2 separate regions of the Mus musculus genome follow, and region 1 is linked to region 2. Evidence: chromatin contacts called from ENCODE Hi-C or POLR2A ChIA-PET data. All regions are on one chromosome and are shown on one strand. Each heading gives the region's core, a stretch centred on a gene start or an enhancer-like site at or near the end of the contact. The rest is flanking DNA. Distances are from core to core; before and after follow the strand shown.

The links. Hi-C counts contacts between places; a loop is a spot of excess contacts on that map. ChIA-PET counts read pairs that join two places held with the same protein, here RNA polymerase II (POLR2A).
Region 1: a loop to region 2 is called in a map of v-Abl transformed pro-B cells, with 4 times the contacts of the local background. The contact joins the promoter of Pnpla8 here to the promoter of Ifrd1 in region 2. A Hi-C loop is called at or near these places in 1 of 37 maps with a recorded cell type or tissue (v-Abl transformed pro-B cells). POLR2A ChIA-PET finds 5 or more read pairs at or near these places in 1 of 5 experiments (embryonic stem cell).

The regions. Positions count from the first base shown.
Region 1 is chr12:44,265,617-44,270,803 of GRCm38, reverse strand. It overlaps Pnpla8 (patatin-like phospholipase domain containing 8), which reads right to left and starts at 1,650. Exons shown (of 10, transcript NM_026164.2): 1 at 1,503-1,650.
Region 2 is chr12:40,220,388-40,225,521 of GRCm38, reverse strand. Ifrd1 (interferon-related developmental regulator 1) reads left to right here and starts at 2,333. Exons shown (of 12, transcript NM_013562.2): 1 at 2,333-2,653. The coding sequence starts at 2,566. It overlaps Mir1938 (microRNA 1938), which reads left to right and starts at 2,711; the gene lies at 2,711-2,810. Gm7008 (predicted gene 7008) reads right to left here and starts at 2,158. Exons shown (of 3, transcript NR_045157.1): 1 at 1,969-2,158; 2 at 800-853.

The sequences.
Region 1 (5,187 bases), core at 401-2,900, 4.0 Mb before region 2:
CAACTGGACCCTCAAGGCCAAATGAGATGGCCTGCAGTATTTGGATACCCAGGACTTAACAAAAATAAGCTTCTTTCTTTTTTAAAATGCTCAGCTACAAATAAATGCACCCTATAATTTCCTTGACATTTCAGGATATTTATGTATGACTTTGGTTTCAAAAAGTTAAATTTGTTTTGAGGAGAACAATGTGGATAGAACTTTGAGTGGTACCCAAAGTTAGGAACAGGAAGAAAAGCACTCAAGCAAACCAGGAAGCACTGAAGGAAAGGATCCTCTTAAAAGCAAAGGATAGTAAACCGAATAAAATACAAGCGATTGGGAGTGAGTTGGAACTGGAGGTGAAACAAGAGTCTAGCTCTGACCTTTGCACAAACGTTATGTGCCCCAAATAAAGTAACAAATCCCATCTTTACTGGCTGAAAAAAACAACTTCAAGTACAGACTGTTCTTGTATCAATTCTGCATGGGAAAGTATGGATGTATTAATATAGACTAGTGCAGCTGACCTTTTCACTAATCTGACATCATTATGAAGAGGGCCACTGTTACCAAGATTTTAAAATTAGATGGAGAAATACAAAACAAGATAGAGAATAGAACAATTAGCAAAAACTATGAAGCGAGGTCTTTATATTGGAGATTCATCTAATATGCATACCGAATTTCACAAAATAGCTATATGGAATTTGGTACAACTGACTGCTTCACTAAAACATAAGCTTTTCAATTCACTCTTATGTACTTTTATAATAATCCTCACTTTTTAAAAACATTCTTCCCATTTCCTTGTGGTAATGAACCGCCTTGAGAACCTGAAATATATTTTTGACAATCAGGAATTCGGTCCATAATACAACTTGGAAATGAAAATGGTAATTTTAAATGCATTCTAGGATAGCCGCTTATGTCACATCTATCTCCTAAGATATTCCTTGAAGGTCACTTTTCTTTAAAGTTATTGCTGTAATGGGCGTGAAAACTGGTCGTACCACCCCCCGCCCCGCCCCCAGCATCATGACAGAAATGACAGTGACAAGAGGCTCTGCAACCTGCTGACTCATACAGTTTTTTTCATCTTTTAAAAGGGACGCGCATCTGGTTCTGCTTAAGCAACAGCGCACTGGGATAGGACGGGAAGAAAAAGCAAATCGCTGAGAAGTAAAAATATCCAGCCACCAAAACACAAAGCACACGCTGCCCAGTCAAGGTCGAGGTAGATCAGAGAAAACGTCGCGTCTCCAGTGATCTGCCAGAGAACAGCCCATTCAGGACCCGGCGTGCCACTGCAGAGAGGGGCTGGGCGGGACCACCGGCGGGGGCGGGGCGCAACCAACCAAAACACCCGGCGGCCACGCCCGCGGCATCGGGGCGTCGGGGCCAAGCGCCCGCCAGGACCCCGAGGCCTGCGTATCGGGCCTCCGAAACGCCCGCGGGAGAGCCCGGCGAAGCGCCCACGCCACGGAGGCCACCTGCCACCCCGCCGCCTTCCGGCCACTCACCGGGACGCAGGCAGTAGTCACGGGCGCCGCGGCCGCCACTCGCCTCCCGCCAGCTCTGAGGTCCGCATCGGCCCGCCCGGCCTGCTCGCAGCTGCGGCGCCCGGACCCCAAACACTGGCGTGACCAGCACCACCCACCGCTACGCCCCGCCCCCAGCGGAAGTGACGCAAGCTCTAGGGCCTGTTTTTCTGCCTTCTGCCCTCCTAAGCCTACGTAATAGGGCGTGGCTGTGGAGAGAGGGAGGGGCGGGGAGTTTGTTGGAGCTGAGTGCTTGGGAGAGGCACCGCTTCGGAAGGGGCAAGTGCTACTTTTATGATCTGTTGTGACGGTTAGGCGGAGATCAATGGCTTTTAATCTCAGCGCTGTCTCAGAGTAGAGTGCCTGGTTGCTTGCTTGCGGGTTACCAATAGTTCAGAAATAAGTTCAGCTGGGCTGAGCGTGCCAGAAGACTCTGCGCGCGCTGTGTTGCCTAGGTTCCAGGGAACCGCTTTAACCGCAGCCTGGATGTGAGCAGCCTGGCTGGACCCTGTGATCCTGCTGTGGTGATACCTCCTCTTTGTTTCTAGAACAGCTACGGGGTCTGTCAACTTAAAAGCTCTTTGTCATATACCATCTTGTGGGAGTTAGCGTGTACTACCCCTTTGATGGTCTTGTAATCAACACGTTGAAATTTTTGTATACCAGGGAGGCAAACTACAACCCGCCACAGGTCTAGTGCTATCTAGTTAACTAGACCATCAGATTAGGACCTCAGTGTTCACCTTCAAGAGTAGCAGAGGGCCAGCCCTTAAAATGAAAATGATTGTAAAGCCCTTTAGGAAGGGCATTACATGTGCTGCCAGATTCACTGACAGTTTTTAATTAAGGGGCTTTGGATTACAGAGGTTAAACATTACAAAGGTAAAAAATGTAGTAGGCCTATAAACTCGAGGCGAGAGCAGGCTACATGAGGAGACCTTGACGTTTCTTTCCCCTAAAAATTAAAGAAAAAAAAGAAAAAAGAGTAAATGAGCATACTAGGCATTTGGTTAACACATGATATTGGGTTGTGTCTACCATACTGTCTGGTAAACCCTAGCAGTGTATTAGCTGTTAAATAGCCTCACAACAGCTCAAATATGTACTCCAAAAATTAAGAAAGGCTTGGAAATAACTTTAGCTCTTGATTTTTTTATTATTAATTTACTAATATTAAAATACCCTGACACTATTGAAATGGTAGAAGGTCAGAACTATTACCATAGTGAGCTGTCAGCTCCAGGTTCTGACACAACAAAGAGTAGAGTTTAGAACAGTAGGCAAAGGGGGTGGTCATTGGATGGAAGATTACTAAGAAATGACATCACGTCAAAGGTAACAGACATTCTTGCTGAAAAGAAGCAGATTCTTGGTGAGAGAAGATGAGAATGACCAGATACCAAGAGTGGGGATTAATTTCATATCAACTTAGACGATTCCTCCTAACACTGGACTTAGATAGGTCCAAGGCAGAGGCCAAAAGATGACAGGTACTGTGAAAAGTCATAAAAGGAACCTAACTAAATCTTGGTCAAGCAGTCAGTAACTCACCATGCCTTCTCCCTTTGTTTCTAATGTTTAATAATGTAATTCCTTAAGTTAGATAATATACCCAGATTTTCTTCCTATGTTAGAAATTTCCATGCAACTGTCAATTCCTCCTCTCCTTCCCTTGTCAGTAATTTTACCTCTAATCAGAAATAAAGCTTAATGGATCTTCCTTTACCATCTCTTACAATTTCTTCAGCTCTGTGCTCTCGCCCTCCTTTTTCCTTAGTGTAGAGCTTGCTGTATGTCAGTCTCACATAAACTGGTTCTACAGTTTGTAACTAACCTCTAACCCAGTCTCTTCTGCAGGGAAAGTTATCTTTCAGAATTGCAAAATGATCATGTGTTTTCCCAGAGCAGAAAGATTGGGCCAGGAGCACTTCTTCGGTAAACCACAGGGATGTGACAAGCTTTAACTGTGTGGCTTCTCACCCCTTGCCCAGTATTTTTTACCTTCCAGAAACACCATTATTTTACCATAAACATTGAGCCTTTTCATAATTAGTGCCTCTGTACATGCTCTTGGCTCAGATTTCCTCCTGTCCTAGCCTTCAGATTTGTACTTAAACCAAGAAACTCTTCCTGCTCCCATAGAGCAAACCATTTATTGTACTTAAACTTGCTTCACCTCTAGCCCTCACTGCTCGGGGTTGTGATTTATTCATTTGTATCCTGGCATTTTCCCTACAGGCCAGAAGTATAATGCTGTATTTGTGTTTCTGTTTTCTTATCTGACATATTACCTGTCCAATCATTGACACTACAATTCTATATTATAAAATTTAGGGGAAGAAAAATATTTTATCATTTAATTTCAACCAAAATAAATAAATTCAGTAGTGTACAAAGTAGATTACCTTGCATATTAACAGCAGAGTAATGCCTTCAGAAAACAGTTAACACTTGGAATAAAGATAAGTGTAGCAACTGTTTAGCTATTCACCTATGTAAAACAGACATATGCCTGTCATATCACGTACTTGACACTTTCATTCTAAGCAAAGGGCTATTGGTTATTTTATCTTGTTTGGGTATTTCCCTCCTCTAAGTACATAGTCCCTCTTTCTACTAACTGTTAAAGTCTGGCTCATTAGAACTTCCTCAAAGGAAAGTACCCAAGGAGCTAAAGGGATCTGCAACCCTATAGGTGGAACAACATTATGAACTAACCAGTACCCCGGAGCTCTTGACTCTAGCTGCATATGTATCAAAAGATGGCCTAGTCGGCCATCACTGGAAAGAGAGGCCCATTGGACACGCAAACTTTATATGCCCCAATACAGGGGAACGCCAGGGCCAAAAAGGGGGAGTGGGTGGGTAGGGGAGTGGGGGTGGGTGGGTATGGGGGACTTTTGGTATAGCATTTGAAATGTAAATGAGCTAAATACCTAATAAAAAATGGAAAAAAATTAAAAAATAAATAAATAAAATAGAACTTCCTCAAAGGACATTTTAGACTCTTCATTGTTCAAACAAAACTTAATAATTATGACCAAAATTAATAAAGCCACATGCTTCAGGATATTTGCACAAATTATGTAAGAGATAGGCCTAAAAATAATTTTAGGGTAGTCACTGTGGTAGGCAGGGAAATGGTGTCCTGAAAAGTGTAGTCTAAGCTCTTGTGAGGTAAGCCTACCAGAGACTACCACGTGAACACTCTTAAAGACGACAAGAAAGTCTTTATTGCAGTCCAGCAGCTATATGGGGAACTTGCCCAAGTTGTACAGCTCCGTGTCTTAGCATTTTTTTTTTTTTTAGCCTTTTATGCACAACAACCCCATATCCTGGTTGGCACATTTCACTTAGCACGAAGCAGAACTACAGAAGTGAAAAAGTATGGTTGGCACAGTTAGGGATTTTTCGCTCAGACTTTCCCAGACACATCCCAGAATGTAGACTTAACCTTTGTTCCTATTTTGGCAGATGGGCCAGGTCTTTATTCCTTTTTTGGCAGGCATTGGATTGCTGGGTTTCAAGGCCTGAATGCTGTTTCTAACATGATATCAGTTGTCCTAAGGTTTAGCCTACTAATGTCTGAGGTCCTGTTACAAGCAGTCCTTGGAGCCTGTGAATATATTATGCTGCATGGCAAGGAATCCTTGCATCCCTCATTAAA
Region 2 (5,134 bases), core at 1,084-3,583:
TCAAAACAACTGAAAACAGGCAGCAGGGGAAATCAGCAGAAGGTGCCCTCTGCTGGCTGGGTATCAGTCCTTGAGCATTTGGTGGTCCTAAGTGAAAACCTGGACCAGAGGATTCTGGGAAACGGATGACTGCCAGCTCATTAAGGTTCATTAAATCAAAGTTCAGCTGGACAACGTGGAACACAAGGTTAACACTTCTGCTATCTCTAAAAAGCTCACGCACACGGATGGTGATTTGTAATTTCTAGAGTTTAAGTTGTGAACATAAATTGCGAGCTTTTTTAATATTTATTTATTTGCCATAAGGAATAGAGAGATGATGCAAACAGGGATTTTTGTCTTGAGGAAGTGGATAATTTCATGACATGATAGAAGTGTTCACAAATGAATGTAAAAGAAGCACTGTATGATATGGTAGGCTCTGAACAGGCTGTCCAAGAAAAGCCCCTGTGTACACATGAGTGGATACAAAAAGAACACACCCATCGCAAACTCTGGTAAGGCATCATTTTCAAAGTCTAGACGCTATTACACCTGGGTGATGGGGTTCACAGAGTAGCAAGTTACTGTTCTGTATATCAACTTATCTTGAGAATTAAGCTTGTGGTTATAAGGTGTGTCAACATGTATAGCTCTTTGCCTCACCTACTGAGAACCCTCACTTCATGTCAGATTTCAGGTGTGCCTGTCCAGACACAAGGGACTCAGTGGGGGCCTGTGTCCATGTCTGCGTCCCAGTTTGGTAGCCATGCTCTGTGCAGTTTACTTGTTCTTCAAGAGAACACAGAGTAAAGCAAACCTTGAACGTTGCTCTTCCAATCGAATCTTTGTGAACAGTCCATCTGTGATCGATCTGTAGGAACAGAGAGTGGCAGCAGAGCGTTACCAAGTCAAAGACTTGTGAGGACGAAGCTTCGTGAAGGTGATAGTGTTTGAGCTGGTCTTGATAGACAGAGATAATTCTTAAGATGAAGATGGGGGGTGGGTTAGGGCATTCATGAACAATGAAGTCAAAGTAACAAAAAGAGCCCTGTACTGGAAACGAAGACCAGTTGAGTTCAGGAGAAGAACAAGATATCTAGAAAGCAGTGAGAGAGGCTAGGTTAGGAGGACTGGCAGTCTGTGAGGTTCTGGAACAACTATAAACATAGGTGGATTAGTCAAACAAGACACTTGAGTAAATAATCAGCCTTCCTGGGCATGAAACATTGAAATGGGTGACCTGGTATGAACTGAAGCTATGTATGGCTAGAGATCAAGATACAGCCCTGAGTTTCATTTTAAAATCAATTGCTGGGGGGGGGGCACTATGAACAAACTGAATAAATTACGGTGAATAAATTACAGAATATGGGGGAAGATAATATATTAACTATTAAGAATATGGCAGTAAAGAAAAGGAGAGAAAAATTTAAGTTGGCTTAAGGTACAAGAGGGACATTAAGACGGAGAAAGACTTACTATCATCACTTGAAATAGAATGAAGCCGAGGTGAGAGGTGGAGTGCAGAGTGAGTCACTTGCACGAGTCAGTGAGTTTGTTCTGTCATATGGACAGTATAGGAACCTACTAGCAGCTCCTGAAAACAGGACTGGGTGTTGCGACACGGAAAACAGATCAACGGGAGCACCTTGAGAAAATAAACCCCTTTGCGACTGTTGATATAACTCATGTATGTTTTGCCAGCTGCGAACTTCTCATAAACTCTTATCCCAAACTGACCTCCAAACTGGCAGGTGGAATCAAGGTCACATCTTTGTAAGAAAATCTGAGACTGAATCATCAGTCTCGTTATTTGAGATATTAGTCTAGAATATGAGGTCCACGAACAATACAAGTTGAAGTAGCTGAAAGCATACTTTTTTTGGAGGGTGGGGAGCCCACGTCCCTAAACCCACAGGAGGGTATGGTTGTGCTTGGACAGGGGCCTCATATTAGCAGGGGAAAGGTTGTTACACGTGATCTTACAAGCTGACGTTCATCAAGCTGCATAACTGCCGCATGGCTCATCGCGGTGACTACCCGGGTGAATTCCAGGGCGGACGCCTCGTTGGGACGAGGTCACGACGCAATCGGACTGGGAGGAGCCCGGAGAAGGCCGCGCCCTCTCGCTAACTACATCTCCCAAAGCTCCACGCGGCCCTAAGGCATAGCAGCCCAGGCACCGAGGGCAGACTGAGGCTCTGGGAATGGGAGTCCGAATGCAGGCACCGCCCCAGTGGACGCCGCGGTGGGGAGATCTGCAGCGATTGGCCAGCGAGCGATGGAGGCCCGCCCACGCATGGTGACGACAAGCCGCCGTCTGGCTACTTAAGGCGTCGTGGTCTGGCCACCCCGCCTTCGCTCCCGCGCTAGAGAGAAACATGTATCGTTTCCGCTCGCAGCTCTTCACGGGGATTTCTGCTGCTGCTGCTGCCGCTTCTCACCCGCGCCGCTCCTCGCCTCTCTTGTTAGCCCGAGACTCGCCTCTCAGCCGCCCGCCGCACAGACGCACGAGTAGACAGTGCAGCTCCATCGGCTGATCCTCGCTGAGCTCCAAGTGTAGGCGGCACCGGGCGGCCCACGATGCCGAAGAACAAGAAGCGGAACGCTCCCCACCGCGGTGGCGGGGGTGGCGGCGGCTCCGGGGCAGCGACGTCGGCGGCCACGGCAGGTGAGGGGTGTCCCCACGCCCGGGAGCCGGCTGGCCGGCCGAACGGGAGACCCCGGCCTGGGGCGCGGTGGGACTTGTAGTTCGGTCTTCGCTTCGGACGCCCAAGTCTGCATAGCGCGTGGTACGGCTGAACTGCAGTTCCCATCATGCCCTGGGACTCGCGCTTCTTGAGCTGGCACGCGGGAGCAGTGCTGGAGCTCCGGCCCTGGGGGCGGGGAGAACTGGGACCTTGGGCCGGAGGGAGAGTCAGAATAAGGGTGACCAGGACTTGGCGTTCTTCCTAGACGTCGCTGCCTGCTGTCCGGTTCTTTATCGAGCTAGAGATGGGGCGGAGCGCCGGTGGCTTGCCGCTGTTGCGCTGCCTGTGGCGCTCCCTCCAACATGGAGTTCTCGGGAGTGTCAAACGTCCAGCGGGCTTGGACCGGCTTTTGCGTCACGAGGCCTGAGCTTTGCGTGATGGGGCCAGGGTGACGCAGAGGCACGAGTGGCTTCCATCCCGCTGTTTTCCTGCGCGTCTCGCAGGTCCTCTAAGGCGGGGTAGAGGCGTCGGAAGCCATGGCCACCGCCCCACCCTTAGCGTGGCTTCCACTCCTAACCCGGTACCTGCAGAAACCGGGAGCCCCCGCAGCCCTTGTGCTGCCAGCCTAGCGACCGCGTTCTCCTTTGTGCTGCATTCTATAGGTTCCATGCAGTGATAAGAGGTGGTGAGAAGCCGAGGTTGCAATTGGCTGGAAAGTTAGGGATAAGTTTTTTTTTTTTTTCCTTCCATGCTAAGACAAAGCTTTTTCTGGATGGTTAATTGCTGAACTGAATGTACGATTCTCTTAACATATGGTTGAGAAGAAAAAAAAATGATTGCAGCCGAAGGTCCCTTCTACAAGACTGCACACAAGACATAAGTCGAGTAGTATTGAAATGGGTAGTCATCTCACTAAGTAATTGTTAAGATTATGGAGTTGAATATTGGAATGCCCCCAGTCGTTCCACACCAAGATAATAGCCATTAGGTATTTGTTGACCTAGCTACTACTCTTTGATCATTCGAATGATATTAGAAAAGTAAATGACCAGTTTTCATGTTAAATATTGGAGACTGGCAATGCAAAAGTTTTCCTCCAGGGTCTGGAGAGCTGAAAGCTCTTGATCATGTGTTAGGTGATAACTGGCTGGGTATGGACTATTACAAATAGAAATGTATCTTTAGATATTTTTTCCCTTTCTCCTGAATGCGTGGTGAAATTCATTGTGAAGTTATGAAATACTGTTCATGTAACCTAGTTGTGGTTGAATCAAGGCTCCTGCTACTTCTGTTTAAGCTTTCCCTCCTGAATAAATACCGGAGTTCTTTCATAAAGTCTTACTAGTCTTATTAAAGTTTTCATTTTAAAAAGATGAAAACAATGGAGAAACACTGACAATTTGGAAACAGATGTTAACAGAGGTCTCCACCTCACAGACACCCTTCCTTTCTGTAGTTTCCTGACAAGTATTGTTCTTTTCTTAGGACAGACACATTTTGCCTCAAGGTGTATTGACCTGCCCTCAGACTGCATCAGTGCTGTCTTTTAAATTCTTTTTCATAGAAAAGATACGAGTTTAAACACTGCATTTTAGCATATGTAATGTAAACACTTGAAGCATCTATAAAAGGAAAGTAATTGATTTGGTTGTTGAAACTGCAAGCTTTGATATTGTTACCATAAAAGCTACCTCTAGCAAGTGGGACTGGATGAGAATGCTTTTCTGTAATTTTCTACTTGAGCCACGTGTGTTTTACTTCCTAAATAGTTGAGTCCGAAAGGAAGTTAGCAAAAATTTTACTTAGAAACCACTTTTTCTATTGAAGTTTGGATGACAGGGAGAATAAATCTGATTTAAGTGAATCTCTAGGGTCTTGGATTTTTATTTATATTCTTTGTAAGTAATTGGAGAGTTGTAGGAAACCAAGAAAATTGATCTCACATGCATGGATAAGTTTACACAGCAGTGTTCTGATCTGAGGAGTGGATTTTCACGTTTTATGTTTTCTTTTTTGTTTTTCTCATTTTGTTTATTATGACAGTCTCAGTCTGTAGCCTGCTCTGGAATTCACTGTAGCATCAGCTGTTCTCAAACAAAGGCAGCTTCTTGTCTTAGACTTCTGATTGCTGGAATAGCAGACGTAAAGCCACAGATTTAGCAGGAAAGACAGGGTTTTTAAGGAAAAAAGTTTGTATAGTAAGACTCTGAGAAATAAGGAGGACTTCACATATGTAGAGTGCCTGCTCGTTATTAGCTCAGGATTACAAGGTAAGCTTGACCTAGATGTTAGACATTCTTACGAGATGAATTTCCTTGCTTTAAGAGTGCATTTACTTATTTGTGCGTGAATGTGAGCACACCAAGACATGGATAGGGAAGTCAGAGCACAGTTTCTGTGTGGATCTTGGGGCTTGATGAACTCAGGCCAACAGCTTGGCAGCAGGCACCTTTTCCACTGAG